Linked DNA regions of Homo sapiens: region 2 is linked to region 1. A link is a loop called in an ENCODE intact Hi-C map of the cell type or tissue named here. Cell type or tissue: heart right ventricle. All regions are shown on one strand. Links, peaks and the distances in the headings refer to the core of each region. The heading gives the core; the rest is flanking DNA. Region 1 overlaps ARHGAP42 (Rho GTPase activating protein 42). Region 2 overlaps LOC124902737 (a long non-coding RNA gene).

Region 1 (5,385 bases), core at 308-5,307:
AGCCATTACTGGATGTCTTTACATGAGTTATCTCTTTTAAGGTCTGCAGTGTCCTTTGGAAATGGGTAGTATAAACCACATTTTAGAGATGACGAGAACTGATGCTTTTCTACCGTTTCCAACCTAGGGTTCTCTGACTACAATTCTGTGCTCCTTCTGTTTTACCTTCTCCATTTTTAATATGATGGCATTCTTCCTGACATTTTAATTATTCATTAAAAGTCCAGTAAGACATTTTACTAAGCCTGTTTCTATAGGAACTGTGTCATAAATTCATTAGTTCATCCTTTTCTCTGACAGGAACCTTTTGGTTGCAGAGCATGTTCAATGTACCTTATCTCTTTTGGTTAGAAATCCAGTTACAGTGGTATAGGCAAATATATTTGTCAGTGTGTCTACTCCCCACTGTGTGTAGTTCTGCCCATTAAGGGAAAGAAATGTTAAGCCAATGTATTAGGGAAGATGAGAGAATATAAACTCCATTCTTGGTGGAGGAAAGAGAAGAGTTTCTCTTTTGTGATTGTACCCATAAAGTAGAAATTCAAATGATTAAAGTGTGTGTTCTATATTAGGTGTAAAATGATCTTTGAGATAATCAAATGGCTTGGCTCTGGGAGAAGAGTTTGTCAATTAAAGAAATAAGATAGATTTTTTAAAAATCTAGCTTAGAACATCAAGGAATTTTATAGAGTCTTCCAGTAAATATAGAAACTCTTTCAATTCTTTTTAGTCATACCTGATAGTCTTACCTGTTCAATTAGAACATATCCTCTCTGCCTTGCCCTCCATGATTTGAAACAAGATGTAAATCTACAGATTTGTTTATTGGCCATATTTTCAGAGTTTGCCCTTTTCACTTTACAGACATATGTTCACATATTAAAAAAATACATCAATAGTATTATAATTAGTGTTTTCTTAGCTAAAAGAATGAACAACAGTTCTTTTGTCATGTTGATTTGATTCTTTGCATCTTCACTCGTGGCTCCACAGGAGTCAATAGCCGTGCTGCTGGGAGCAGAGTAGAGAGAAAATGTTCCTTTTACTGCTCCCATGGTTTTCTGAGATAAAAAGGATGAGGATAGTAAGATCCCCAGAGGAAGTAGCTATTGGTTAATTACAGCCTGGTACTCTGTAAGCTGGAGGTTAGATCTAAAAATCTCATTGACATTAAAGGTTAAAACAATTAAAATTCCCTTCTAATTTTGGCAATGGTTCTCAACCATTTTTTGTCTTGTTTAACTGGCAATCATGAATTTCACTTTGAGCAGAACTGAATGTGATTGACTTCATGAAACTTGCATTTTAAATCATTTTTCAGAGTGGCAGCAAAAGCTCAACTGTTTGAAAATGTTGGTTCACCTAAACCAGTTTCTTCTGGGCGGTAAGTTCTCCAAACCCTTAAATGCATCTAAAAAAAAGTGGTGACATTGTTGCTTTGTATTGACATGACACTCTCTGTGACAGCTCCGCCTCTCCATTATGCAGATGGTCAAATTTAAGTCCACTGGCCCTTCACAGGAAGTCATGTCTGTAAACAGCATATATCATCTCACATTGTTATAGTGATGTCTCATTTGCTGAAATCTTCACAGTAGAAGGGCTCTAAACAAACACATTTCCTAGAAGATAAAAATTGCTATAATCCTTTATACATCTTTGATGACAGTCATTTTGGGACCACTTTTCAAAAGCATGTTCTTGATTTTTAAAAGTTATATAACTTTTTCTGGAGGAATCATCATGAATATCCATGGAAAAATATGGTTATCCTTAAGGATCTCAGAGATGTTGTAGAGTTAATTGCCCAAAGCGACTCTGTTTTTAGAGTACATAATTTCATTAGGGGTTCTCAGATTTTACATTCCATTCCATTATTAAAAGGATATGAGTTGTTACATCTTGCTTCTACTAATGTGCTTGCTTCTAAAGTTCCTACTTTACTCTTCTTGCTTTCAAATTTATTCTTGATCTACAGTGGGCTTCGGTTTTTAATTTGAATAATGGAATTTCATAAAGTCAGAGGCTTTTCATTATTTTTTTTTTTTACTATCAGCTGCTAGTACAGGTAGGAGACACTCAATGCCTATTGTTGAAAGAGCATATAAATGTGAGAACTTGAATAACAAACCTTGATTTTTCCTTTAGATGTACGAACACATTTTTGAGCATCCAATGTCTGGCTAATTGAGGCTGTGAAGGAAAGGAATCACAGATACTGTTGTATAGTTGTTGTATAGTTCCTCTAAAAGTTATTTAACCAAATAATTTTTATCAACCTGTAAAAGTATATGGACTTTTTCAGCAAACATTTATAAAGTACCTAGACAGTACTGGGCATGTGATAGTTATTAAGAATAACAATAACAATAACCTTCAAACTCTCTTTGGTTTTGTTCAAAGCCCAGTAAGGGCCCTCATGTATTAGGTTTTTTTAACTGCAGAGAGTAGAGCCACTTTGGTATCTTCCTAGAATAATGGTCAGTGCCTAGCATTTAAATAGCTGAGCCAAGAGCATGTGAACCTTACCTCTGTCAGCAGTGTCTTTATCTTCCTTTTGACCGAAGCATGGTGAAAACTAAGCCCCATGCATGTCACAGCAAACATCATTTCTCTGAGATTGTCTTGATTTTTAGGCTTTAGTGTAAGGGATTTAACCTTGCTACTTCTTCTGCCATGCTACGTAGTTGAATTGCTCACTAGATGGAGCCCTTTTATTAGGAAGCTCTAAAAAGTCAGCCTGTTAAGTAAAAACTCAGGTAATCATAATCAAAGAGGTAATCCCCGTAGAGCTTTAAGAAAACAAGCTATGGATGAAGTAAATCAGAAAGCTATCATATAATAAAAATACACTCAGATGTTCAACAGTCAAATCATACTTCTTTTTCTTCTTCTTTTTTTTTTTTTTTTTTTTTTTTTTTTTTGAGAAAGAGCCTCGCTCTGTCACCAGGCTGGAGTGCAGTGGTGCGATCTTGGCTCACTGCAGCCTCTGCCTCCCAGGTTCAAGTGATTCTCCTGCCTCAGCCTCCCGAGTAGCTGGGATTACAGGTGTGTGCCACCATGTGCAGCTAATTTTTGTAATTTTAGTAGAGACAGGGTTTCACCAGGTTGGCCAGGCTGGTCTTGAACTCCTGACCTCAGGTGATCCACCCGCCTCAGCCTCCCAAAGTGCTGGGATTACAGGCATGAGCCACTGCACCCAGCCAACTCATACTTCTTTAATATGTTTTTGCATTCTGAATACTCTAAATCAACTTTTAGTGGGGATCAGCATAAACTTAGAGCTCACTCAGCTCTACCTTCAGAGTTACAGTCTGTCAGTTCACAACACTTGTGATTTGTGTGACAACTTTTCACTGAGGCACAGGGGAACATGAATGAACTTTAGGTCAGACAGACCCTAGTTCAAATTTTTAGGTCACCACTTTCTAGTTCGTGTAACCTCAGAGTTACCAATGTTGGGGAATCTGTTTTCTTTATCCATACAATGAAGATCATAATTCTCAGCTTGCCACATTGTTGGGAATGTACACAATACTGTGTTTGAACATGACAGGTGCTCTGTAGATGGTTTCTACATTAATAACTATTATCATAATTATTGTTGAAACTGCTTGCCTAAGACACTCAAGCCTCTGATTAATATATTAGTGGTATTTAAACACTAACTCTTAACAGTTACCTGATATTCTTTTGTACTCTTAAATAAAACTGAATGACTCATAGAAGTTGAGGGAATTTCCCTGACCTTCTACAATGCCTGTCTCATTTTTGTTTTTTTCCTAAGGAGCTCAAGGTTACCCTTGAATTAGACCTTGAAAGAGATAGAACCAGTAGAGGCAGTAGGAAGACTAGCCATATTTTGGAAAGAGACCAGTTGGGAGATTTTAGTGGATGGCCTTGAGCCACGGAAAAGTAACCCCCCCAGCATTGCTGCAGGCACTGCAGGTCATTGAACACAGGGGTGATCTAATCTATGATGCACCAGAACAGATCATTTTCCAGCAGGTTGTGAAGGGGAGAGAACAGTCAACCATTTAGGATGGAACTGGTGAGATTTAAAAGGCCTTAATCAGGAGAGTAGCAAAGGGATGAAAAGCTATAAGGAGATTTTTATGAATAGGATCAGGATTGGGCAGCTGTTTTGATATTGGGAATCAGAGACAGGAAAAGAAGTTTCCAAGTCTCTGAGACAGTGTTGGAAAGAATGGTGGTTTAGCTTCTGATCTTAGCTTGTGCATATGTAGGAGGAAGGGAAAATTTTGGCCATAGGGTTTGAGGAGGCTGTGAGGGCCAATGAGAGGCAGTTAGAAAGGTGCAGCTGGAACCAGGAGACAGCATGGAGTTTGATGCCATTTAAGAAACTTCTACATAGCAATTACTCTGTATAGGTGAAGGTGAAGGTACCTAGCAAGGAGGCTTACTAAATGAAAAAGAACAAATGGCCAAGCATTGGTCTTTGGGGAATGGTTTTATTTAACGTTCAGACAGAGAAGAATGGACAGGATGAGAAGGCATGACCAACAGTGGTAGAAGCTGCAAAAAATGGTTTAGGAGATCAGGAGAGGACACTGGTTTTAACTCCTAAGACATCATTGGAGATCTGTAAGAAAGCAAGTTCACTGGAATGGGAGGGACCATGCTGCAAGACTTGTTAAAATGAAGATTCCAGGGTTTTGCCATAGACCTTATAAACCACAATGTCCAAGACTGAGGCCTCGGGAAGCTGCATTTTTGTCACCCTCCCCAAGTGATTCTTATGTACATGAAAGTTTGAGAACCTTTGGAATAGAGAAAAATGTCATAGTGCCCGGCACAGCCCTAAGCAGACATTGGTTATTTACAATTGTTTTCCTTAACCTATAAAATCCCTTTAAAAGCCAAATGTAGCTAGGCTGTGTCTTACCATTATAAAGGCATGTGGAAAATAGTATCCTTAAAACCTTCACCTGGGTCTCAGTTATACTCAGAGCAGAGATCCACTTTAAAGTAGTATAAACAGGCAAGCTATACAAATATGTTTTGAAGGCTGAATTGAGAATTAAGAGCATAAATTGAGAATTGAGTGTCTGGTTCATTGTAAACAATCAAATGTTTCTATTATCAAATTTTAAAAGACAAATATTTTGCTTAGAATTACAAAGGACAAAAAGCTCAACAAAGTTACCTTGCCCAGTGAGTTTGAGTTTTTAAAAGGCTATAAATCACTGGTTTAGAACACAGTTACATATGTAAGACACACATAAGATGCAGAAATCACCATAACACCCATAAGCAAAAAAATTTGTGATGTTTAAAATAATAATTTAATGATTTTCCTTTAGAAAATGTGAAAATTAATGAAGAAGTAAGTTAAAACCACTTATAATTTCATCACCTGAAGAA
Region 2 (5,385 bases), core at 191-5,190, 460 kb after region 1:
TGGTCTAAACATAACCTGAATTGCTTTAGAATGAACATTTTTGTCAATTACTCTCTGGAGTTAGGGACTCCTTTCCATGTAGATCACCTGACAAACCCAAGCAGGAAATACAGCCTAAGTCAAATTGAAAAGATTTAAGTGCTTGGCTAATACAGCAAATCCTAGGGATCTAGGATTCAGGGGACATTCCCTTATTGGTGGTTTTCTTACAATCTTGAGGCTCAGTCTGATGGTTGGACATAATTGAATGTTTAAATACTCCAGGGCTAACTCAATGAGCCTGGGAATATAAAGAGAACTGCTGTTGCACTGTGGAATATTCAGTTATTACATGCAATTTCTTTAAAAGTTCCCATGCATTTTCTTTACCACTGAGGATTTACTTCAATATTTATTTTTATTTATATATTTATTACTCCCTTCCACTGAAGATCTGAGGGCATAGATTTATTCCAAGAATATGAGCTCTTTCCAAATATACAAGACTAGTTTTCTATTCATTTGTTGTTCATTCTGCATTGGTTCCCCAAAAGTGAACCACATTGCTATTCCTATAGGGATAGGACATTGCAACTCCCTCTTTCCACTTAGTAATTTTTTTCCTGGAGAAGGATGACAGTGTCTACGAGGGAGGCCTGTTTGTTGTGGCATGTGGCATAACAGGGAGAAGGTCCATAAAGGGAGGAGTGATGGAAGGTGTGGTTAAGAAGGGATAAGGGGAAATGAGGACAGAATTAATGAGCATGTTAGGAACAAGAAGATGTCGGGAAACTCTGTGTATTTGACTTTCTGAAGTTCACAGTTTCAACACATGCGTTTGGCTTGGTTTAACTACATGGAGCTTTGATAATGCTCTTTTCCTAAGGGAAACACTGACACTTCAGGCTTGCAGAGACAAGCACAGTCTAGCTCAAGCTTGTCCAACCCACAGCCCACTGGCCACATGTGGCCCAGGATGCCTTTGCAGCCCAATGCAAATTTGTAAACTTTCTTAAAACATGAGATTTTTTTTTGCAATTTTTTTAGCTCATCAGCTACTGTTAGTGTTAGTGTATTCTGTGTGGAGCCCAAGACATTTCTTCTTCCAATGTGGCCCAGGGAAGCCAGAAGTTGGACACTCCTGCTCCAGCTGAATGCTTTTTGCAGGATCTTTTTTTTTTAAATGTCCAAAGGAAATAAAATAAAAAGCCCAGAATATTTTGTAAGACAAAAAATATATTACTGTAGTTGGAAGCCATGACCTAGGAAGGGGTGGGGGTCATGAGCAGGGCACCGGCTAGGGATCTGGTCACAGTAGCAAAGGTCTATCACTTGGCATGGGAGGTTTGGATAGGCAGAGAAGAAAGTCTCTCTATAAGGATGAGGTAGTCTTTTTACCCTTCAACACTTTTTAAATCACCTTACAGGAGGGAAGAATTTGAATTATGCATTGGAAAGTTGCATTCTTTAATATGGTCTCCTCATTTCTATGAATTGAGATGTTTTCTATGATTCTCCTTATTCTGTAGCAATAGAGGAAATCACTCCCTTATCTGTACTGCATCTTTGTAGCATTTGTGCATAGATCTGTTATCACAATTACCACCCTATTTGATTACTTATCTATCTTCTGTATTAAATGATTCTTGGAAGGACAGGGAGCATGCCACATTCTTCTCACTTGCTCGGTGCCCAGCATGGTGCCAAGTATTTAACAAGAACTAAAATAATGTTTTTGGACTTAATTGAAGGTGGCCACAGTGGGAGTGGGGAGAGATATGAAAGGTATAAAATCTACCTTGTTTTCAGAATCAGAAGGAAATTAAGGACGAGTTATTGGAATCATTAAGCTTCATTTTCCACCTGCAGCCACAAATCTGTTAACTACAGTTAAATTTGCACAGACATGCAAACATTAACCACATACCCTTCCTCCATTATAGCTCAGGCTGAAAACCAAGGCTCTATCATAGTTCACAGCCTGACCAAGCCAATCTGAGTTTGTACCAGCCACCAGCTGCTCCTCGTCCTTGTCAGACAGAAAAATAGATACATGACCTATAGCTGTCACAAATTACAGTGCTCATGCTACCCAGAATAGTACAAGCTGTTCTTTCTTTTCTCAACAGTCAATCAACCTAGATGTAGAAAACCCATTAGGGCATCTTTGCTGTGCTTTCCCCTGCCTCCTTCATCCTCTCATTGCATCCCCGCATGAAGAGCTCTAGGCTGAACTATTTCTTTTGCTAAGTTAATTAAGGCAGGGGACAGCCACTGCTGCTGGTGGGAGGCAGTTACACACATGAGCAGACTTTATCATTAATGTCTTCCCCTTAAACTGTTTCATACTCAATTTTCCTGGCTCAGTTTCATTTATTACTCATAATTAGAGCCAGCTCCTACTTACTCAATTCAGCAGGTACTTTTGAAGCGTTTATGGTGAGAGTAAGGCTGTGTCTGTAACCACTGGCAAGCAAAAGACACATGTAAACATCTTCTTTGCTTGATTTTCAGCATGCTCACTCCTGACACATACAAGCAGGGCAGCTCAAAACCGTGGCAGGATGGGTAGCTGGGGAATGTGCACATCACTTTGTTGCTGTTGGGGGTATTTAAGCAGGGGCTGCACTCGCACATTCAACCACTGTTTATTAAGTGCTTCCTGTGGACAGAAGTCCTTGTGTTGTCCACTGTTTAATAGGTCCAGCAAGGTGGCTGGATGAGAATTTAGGATGATGGTGGTGGTGGTGGTGGTTTGGGGACGGGGTTAGAAATCACTCTATGGCAGTTTAAACTCTGATTCTTCTGGTAGGGCTGGGCAAAGCTGCTTCTTCACAGACTAATCCTCTCTTCCTAAAAAAGAAAATTAAAGTTATTCAAAGCCAGACAGCAGGGACTATTGTGTGTCCTCCCAGGTCTCATTTAGTCATTGAAAAAACATTTTCTAGTGAGTTCAAAAAAATTACTTAAAGCCGGTTTCAAAGATACTAAGTTACCTGTATCCATAAAGCTCAGCTCCCTGTTTGCTTATAGGAAAATTTTTTTACTGATCTAAATTTTGTGGAAAGAAGATGCAGGAGCATTATGACCTGAGAAGTTTGGGACCTCTCGCCTGGACCTTTTCCTTTAGGCAAGAAAGGTGAGCCCCTTGGGCTTGCATGATTACATCTACAGGAAGGGACAATGGCACCCTCTGCTGGCTTACCTAGGTCAAGATGCTTTTTGCTTCTATCCTTCATTGGCAAATTGAAAGACAAATTGTTCTTTACCTACCTTCACTGCTGATAGACAGGAGCAACTTGACCTGACTTTGAAAATTACTTCAACACTCTTCCTCTTGAGAGAGCCTCTTCTTTTGCAATTACTCTACATGCTTGCATACATAAAGTACTGGCCTTGGTCTTAAAAGCGCTGGGTTTAGAATCCTGGTCTTCAGCAAGAACAATGATTGCTACTTCTCTTCTCTAAGATGCAAGATGGGGACTACTGTGAAAATTAAATTAGCAAATGTGTTAAGATAGAACATGACGTGCACCCAGAGAAAAATAAGATATATTAAAGAAGCATTGTTTAAGCATTCATCTACTTTTTTTTCACTATGAAGTACAATTTTAATAGTCAGATGGGATCCATATATATGAAAAAAGGGGTACAGTGATTATTATCAAATCTTTTTGTCTTCTCCACAAGGTACTGAGTCAAATGCTCTGCAAGGAAAAATAAAGAAATGCTATACATTTATCAGAACCTTCTGTATCCATCTTTGATCAGTTGCAGTGCTTATGCTCCAAGGTTTTCTTGCTAAAGAGCTAGTGTTTGTTTTAACCTATGTGATGAGGAAATATAAGAGAATTCAGAATAAACCAGCAACAAAACCGAGAGTCTCACCAGAACAGACCACTCTTTGTATGCTAGCTTTATGTTTTTGTGTCTTTGTAACCAAAAAAAAAAAAAAAAAATCAGTCTTTTTGTGTGTGTGAACTCTGGACATGGCAGTGCAAAATGGGCTCTCTCTCCATGACCTGAGCTTCTGTAGCCCTCTGCCCGTCGCAGCTCCTCTGAGTGACTGGCTTTCCTAGTGAGCTGTGATAGTGTGTGGAGTGAGTTGTTTTTCTTCTCAGAGTGGGAAATAAGTCCTTCCATTTTTGCAATGCTATAACATACGGATGCAACACCATTAAATGTGTGTAAATCATCCTCCATCCACAAACGTCAAACACAGTCAGGCGAATTAAGGCATTTTAACTCCAATACCTACTTCTTGCACTTTACTGTTATTTCCAAAAAGTTCTTACTTAAATCTTGATTCTACCACATATTAGCTATCTAACTTTGAGCCAGTTATTTGATCTGACTGAACTTGAATGTTGTCATCTCTGATAGAACAATATCTACACATAGGGTTGTCATATTCAATGAGATGAAGTAGATTGAAGACCTAGCACAGAATCTGCCATTTATGTCTGTTTAATAGATGACAGTTGTCATTGATTAATATTACTAAATCTTCTACAAGAATTAGGACTTTTACATAGTAAAAATTAAAAATAATGTTATTTATTAAAAATCTATTTTTAGATATATTTATGTTATATTTGAATATATTTATTTGCAAAACTCAAATATTGCAGCATCTCACTCACTGCTGGGGGAGATGACATGAAGGAATGACTTGTGTATGGCCCATGTGCAAGTCAAGGCCATAATTGCATTGGCTCTATGAATGGTCTTCAGGGCCCCATCTCCAATGCCATAGTTATGAGCAGGGTTATTAGAGGCTACCAGTTACTCATAAAACCAGTCTGTGTCACAGTGCTCCAGGCCTCCTGGCAGGCTGCTCCAGAGCTGGAGCACAAGCTGCTCCCTGCTGGCTGCTCCTTGCCTTGGAGACGGCCAACTGGCTAGCTATATGCATAAGCCTGAAACTGGACCCCTTCCTTACACCATACATGAAAATCAATTCAAGATGCATTAAAGACTTAAATGTAAAACCCAAAACTATAAAAAACCCAGGAAGACAACCTAGGCAATACCATTCTGGGTGTAGGCATGGGCAAAGATTTCATGATGAACATGCCAAAAGCAATTGCAACGAAAGCAAAAATTGATAAATGGGATCTAATTAAGCTAAAGAACTTCAGCACAGCAAAATAAACTATCAACAGAGTAAACAGACAACCTACAGAATGGGAGAAAACTTTTGCAAACTGTGCATCTGACAAAGGTCTAATATCCAGCATTTATAAGGAACTTAAGTTTACAAGAAAAAAACAACCCCACTAAAACGTGGGCAAAGGACATAAACAGGAACCCTCTCAAAGGAAGACATGCATGTGGCCAACAAACATATGAAAAAAAGCTCAATGTTACTGATTAGTAGGGAAATGCAAATCAAAACCACAATGA

The links. Hi-C counts contacts between places; a loop is a spot of excess contacts. Peaks named below come from ENCODE experiments on the same cell type or tissue, not always from the same donor. Only the 100,000 strongest peaks of a DNase experiment are listed, where the experiment ranks them.
Region 2: a loop joins it to region 1, with 15 times the contacts of the local background. A loop is called at or near these places in 55 of 110 quality-filtered maps.

Annotation. Positions count from the first base shown.
Region 1 is chr11:100,977,666-100,983,050 of GRCh38, forward strand. ARHGAP42 (Rho GTPase activating protein 42) reads left to right here. Exons shown (of 24, transcript NM_152432.4): 22 at 1,322-1,384. Among named protein-coding and RNA genes, the nearest start is that of SNORD13I, 46 kb to the left of the region's middle. RefSeq lists enhancers at 504-1,072, 1,073-1,639. In heart right ventricle, for the core only: a CTCF peak has its summit at 2,696 (motif pointing right); no DNase peak of the experiment used is centred there.
Region 2 is chr11:101,433,551-101,438,935 of GRCh38, forward strand. LOC124902737 (a long non-coding RNA gene) reads right to left here. Exons shown (of 3, transcript XR_007062861.1): 2 at 3,253-3,465; 3 at 1,176-2,832. Among named protein-coding and RNA genes, the nearest start is that of MIR3920, 84 kb to the right of the region's middle. In heart right ventricle, for the core only: a CTCF peak has its summit at 3,181 (motif pointing left); DNase peaks (open chromatin) are centred at 3,171 and 4,781.